2 separate regions of the Homo sapiens genome follow, and region 1 is linked to region 2. Evidence: read pairs that join two places in POLR2A ChIA-PET (ENCODE). Cell type or tissue: PC-9. All regions are shown on one strand.

Region 1 (2,500 bases), 400 kb before region 2:
CTTGGCTGTAGCCCATTACTGCTGTGTGGAAAGAGTTGCTGCTGCTTCAAAAGAGGCAGGAAATTTGATATGAAATATCTCAATTTTTAAGTGTTGCAGCTGGTTCAAAATGTGGGCTAAATAAACCACATCTCCAGATTCATTTTGGCCCGAGGGTGTCCCTAAGTGACGGTCAGCCTGGATGTTTGTGAAAATGGACTGGTTTCAGCAAAGTAAGCCACTGGAAGGTGGAAGCCCTTCAGAGCCGTTCGCTTTTGTGTGCCGGTGCTTGGGGCTAGTGGCAGAACACAGGGTGGGAAGCAGGAAGCAGCAGTTTTGGGAACTCATGCCAGGGTGCAGTGCCGTGCAGCGTGGAACCTGGACAGGTCAGGCAGGGGTTGGTTAGACCACAGGGGACCAGTGTGGCTAGACAGAAGCTGCCGCATAAGGGACCAGGCTGGTGAGGAGGTGCACACACGCAGACACCCAGACAGGCATTTCGCAAACCTGCATGGAGCCTTGCTTTGCTTGGTACTGGCACGCTGAATAAACGCCCACCCCAAGGGTTGTCAGATGATCAATCCCTGCCTTAGATGAAGTCAGGAAAAAAAAATAGTCCTATTTCAGGAGCGCCATTTTTTTTTTTTTCCATACAGAGTCTTGCCCTGTCCCCCATGCTGGAGTGCAGTGGCGCGATCTCTGCTCACTGCACCCTCCACCTCCGGAGTTCAAGCGATTCTCTTGCCTCAGCCTCCCACGTAGCTGGGACTACAGGTGTCCATCACCACGCCTGGCTAATTTTTGTATTTTTTAGTAGAGATGGGGTTTCACCATGTTGGCCAGGCTGGTCTCAAACTCCTGACCTCAGGTGATCCACCCACCTCAGCCTCCCAAAGTGCCGGGATTACAGGCATTAGCCACTGCGCCCGGCCCAGGAGTGCCATCTTTTGATTATAAAGATTTGCTGTGCCATCTGGCTTTGTCCTGTGAGTGAAGACACCAAGCGAACATGAAATTGCGTGTGAGTATTTTGCGTGTCAAATACCAATAGTAAGAATTGGATTGCGTCATATAAATTCCATACGAGTAGACAAATATTTGCTTCTGCTTCCTTGAAAGTGTTTTAAGAATGAGACACCCATAAAAGGAGATTGCGTACCATGTCTTTGATGATTCATTTTCTGATTAACTCACTTCTGGCTGCCTAGCAACTTACGATGTTATGACTGAAGCACAACTAATCTTATTATTTGCAATGAGGCAAATGTGTCTCTGAGATAGAAAACCTTTATGGGTTAAGATCAATTATTTGGTGTTTCTTGGGAAAAGAAGCTCCAAAACATACATGGAGATCATAAGAAATATTTTGAATTCAACACTGAATCTTGTTAGCTGGGTAAATTTAGCAGATAAGACAAGTAACAGGGGTGGAACCGCTCTAAAGTGATGTGGCCCACACCTGTAAACCCAGCACTTTGGGAGTCTGAGGTGGGAGGATTGCTTGAGCCCAGGAGTTCAAGGTTACAGTGATCTATGATCACGTCATTGCACTCCAGCCTGGGCAACAAAGCAAGACGCTGCCTCCAATCAATAAATAAAGTGGCGAGACACAGTATAACATGGGTTTCTGATCTTAATTGCACTCTGTCTGTAGCAGATGCTGCAATATGTTTACCCACCATAGAGTAGTCACTTCTGTGAATTTGCACTAGATACAGATTCAAGCATTCACTCTCTTTAGAAGTGGAGATATTGGTGTTATTTGGACGTTAGTGAATATGGAGTCTCCTGGGCCTTAGTATTGTTTAATGTTGCATAGGTTTGTTGCTGTTTGCTTTTTTAAAAAATCAACTTTATTTAGTTATGATTTATATTCAAGAAAATGCACCCATTTTAGTGTACAGTTTGATAAATGTTTTACATGTAACTACCTTTACAATCAAGACACAGAACATTTCCAGTATTCCGAAAGATTCCTTTGTTACCTTTCTTTTTTTTGAGATGGAGTCTCGCTCTGTTGCCCAGGCTGGAGTGCAGTGGCGCGATCTAGGCTCACTGCAAACTCCGCTTCCGAGGTTCATGCCATTCTGCTGCCTCAGTCTCCCTCAGTAGCTGGGACTACAGGCACCTGCCACCACGCCCGGCTAATTTTTTGTCTTTTTTTGGTAGAGGTGGAGTTTCACCGTGTTAGCCAGGATGGTCTCGATCTCCTGACCTTGTGATCCGCCCGCCTCAGCCTCCCAAAGTGCTAGGATTACAGGCGTGAGCCACTGCCTTTGTTACTTTTCTTAATCAGTTCTCATGCGCTCATCCACCCCTAAGCCTGGAGCCTCAGGAGATCACTGATATACTGTCTATCACTAGATGATTAGATTGGCCTTTTCTGAAACGTCATCTAAGTGGAATCATATAGTGTACTGGATACCCTTCTTTTTTTTGATCAGTGTTATGTTTTTGAGACTTGTCCTTATTGCATGTGTGGGTAGCCCATTACTTTTTATTCCTGAGTAGTATTCCATTG
Region 2 (2,500 bases):
TTATGGGTTCAGAAGGACAACCCATTGAGATGGCAACGTTGTGCTTCCAAACAGGGCTGGAAATCTGCTTCAACGCACCGTGAAAAGGGTGTGCTTAACTACACCTGCTCACTTAGAAAAAAACACAAACATTTCCCTCTGGGAACCCAGCCTGAATTTGTTTGCTGACTTGCATGCCTCTATGTGTGTCTTCACCTGTTGGGGTTGGAGGCTCCCCGGCCTGCCTCCCTCCGTGTTTCTGCCACTTCCCTTATCTTGAAATAGCCATGACCATCGGAGAACTAGGTTTCCCTTCTCCCCTTTTCTACATCCACCACCAACTCACATTAATTTATTGAGGACAAACATTGCTGGCAATAGAGAAGGTAGAATCAGAAGAAAACATATCTACCTCTTATTAAAAGGGTTAAGAGGGTTCTTAATAAGTAGACCAGGGCTTGACCTGAAGGATTTTGCTAAGGGCTACTGTACAAGATCCAACCTCCTGCCCTTTACTGGCGTCCCCAACACCCCATGTGGGTTTTTCTGTAGCCAGATATTTTTCCAGACCAACATTGGATTACATGGCTGCAGACCTTGGGATTCAAAAGGGAAAGATGAAACCTTCACAGCAACTTGGAGTTTCTTTCAAGGGGAATTTTCATTACAGAATGTTTTGTTTTAACTGGTAATTAAAGGTAGGTGAAACACTCCTGTAGTAAGGGGTTTTCCTCCTCTCCAACCTGTCCCTCCAAGAGAAACAGGCACAGGCAGGGCCACGAGGCCTGCCCTCCTCTCTAGAGGTAACTGCTCCTGAGAGTTTATGGTCTGGTCCACTTCGGTTTCTCATGTGTCACCTTTCTAGGGGCTGCAAGGCCCAGAGATCTGGACACAAGCCAAGAAGTCAAGAACTGTTGAAGCCGCAGTCTCCACTCTCCTACTGACACCAGAGACCACCCAGCCCAGCCAAACCATATGGCCTCTTGTTTTCCTGATGTATGAGGTGGGTAGAATGCTTTTCCCCCAAAAGAGGACTCCAAGGGATCAATTACTTAAAATCTGTAAACATGTAGCATTATAATTATGATTCCAGTTTCTAGTCAAAACGGAACTGGCCAAAAGGAAAGAAAATACTGACACTGCCTCTGAGGGCAGCTGCCACCGCTTTTCCGGTATTTCCAGTCTGGCGGGTGGAAGAATGTCTTGGATCAGCTCAGCGCTTGACTGGCCCAGAGCTATGCTTTCCCCATTTGAGGATAAAGAGGCCAAAAACCCAACTGAGCCCTGGACATAACTGGGCCGTGGGAGTTTACACCATTTGCTGTAGCAAAGGCTGGACCTCTTAATGGGTTACAGGGTGTCTATGGTAGGGCACTAAACCTTCAGGTTGTTTAGGGATTGACAGGTTGTGTAGGTGGCCAGTAAACAGACTTTTGGTTTCTAAGCTGTCAGTCTAAAAGCAATGCTGCTGGGCCAGGCGCGGGTGGCTCACGTCTGTAATCCCAGTACTTTGGGAGGCTGAGGTGGGCGGATTACGAGGTCAGGAGTTCGAGACTAGCCTGGTCAGCACAGTGAAACCCCATCTCTACTAAAAATACAAAAATTAGCTGGGTGTGGTGGCGTGTGCCTGTAGTCCCAGCTACTCGGGAGGCTGACGCATTAGAATCACTTGAAGCCGGGAGGCGGAGGTTGCAATGAGCAGAGATTGCGCCACTGCACTCCAGCCTGTGACAGAGTGAGACCCAGTCTCAAAAATAAATAAATAAATAAAAAATAAAAGCAATGCTGCTAAGACATCTGCGGTTGTCAGGGAGAAGGAATTTCTGTATGGAACTGGCAGCACTCCCTCTCAACAGGGACTCTGCCCCCAACCATATGTATCTTCTCCATGGGAATCCTTCAATAAATGCCTCAGCCAACAACCACTGCTCCCCTTCTCTGGGCCAAAAATTTTCATCCCATTCTAACTCCTTCTTCCCTGCAGCCAACACCACCTCCAAACATCTACCCTTCTCCTAATTCAGCCCAAAGCAACACAAAGAGCCACTCCTGCTTTCCATTCCCAGTTGCGTTCTCCAGCCTGTGGTTTCCGGTCTGAGCTGCTCCCAAGATGGCGGACACCGGAAGTGCCTTCACAGCAGGTGGGCAGCCATCTCCACCTGTGGCGCTAGGGCCGCCTCCTGCTCAACCAAAGAGAGTCAGAACCTAGCACAATACACACCGCAGCCATGCCCAGGGCCAGGTGGAGACAGGATAATAATTTGACACTGTTTAAACTATTGGTTTTTATATATTCTTTCAATATTTACCTAGAGGAAAGGCTGAGTACTCTAAATAAATAAAGGAAAGGCCCAGCAGGAAGAAAGGGCCAGCGGGGAGCAGCCTCAGCGGCTTCTTTACCTCCAGAGAATTCATTTTTTGCCTCAAACTTGCAGCCTCCTCTCAGCAAAACAAAAGCCCCACAATTAAGGACGCCTACCAACCCACAGGACAATGTCCTGAAGCCAGCCCCTCGAGGCAT

Evidence for each region. Peaks named below come from ENCODE experiments on the same cell type or tissue, not always from the same donor. Only the 100,000 strongest peaks of a DNase experiment are listed, where the experiment ranks them.
Region 1: POLR2A ChIA-PET joins it to region 2 with 6 read pairs; 2 of 35 experiments call an interaction of 5 or more read pairs at or near these places.

The regions. Positions count from the first base shown.
Region 1 is chr21:36,908,674-36,911,173 of GRCh38, reverse strand. The region is part of intron 5 of HLCS (holocarboxylase synthetase); the gene reads left to right. Among named protein-coding and RNA genes, the nearest start is that of HLCS-AS1, 57 kb to the left of the region's middle. RefSeq lists an enhancer at 436-1,635. In PC-9, no CTCF peak of the experiment used is centred here; a DNase peak (open chromatin) is centred at 1,073; H3K27ac peaks cover 1,918 bases.
Region 2 is chr21:36,508,845-36,511,344 of GRCh38, reverse strand. It overlaps a transcript of CLDN14 not described here. Among named protein-coding and RNA genes, the nearest start is that of CLDN14, 30 kb to the right of the region's middle. In PC-9, no CTCF peak of the experiment used is centred here; DNase peaks (open chromatin) are centred at 834 and 1,164; H3K4me3 peaks cover 791 bases; H3K27ac peaks cover 1,917 bases.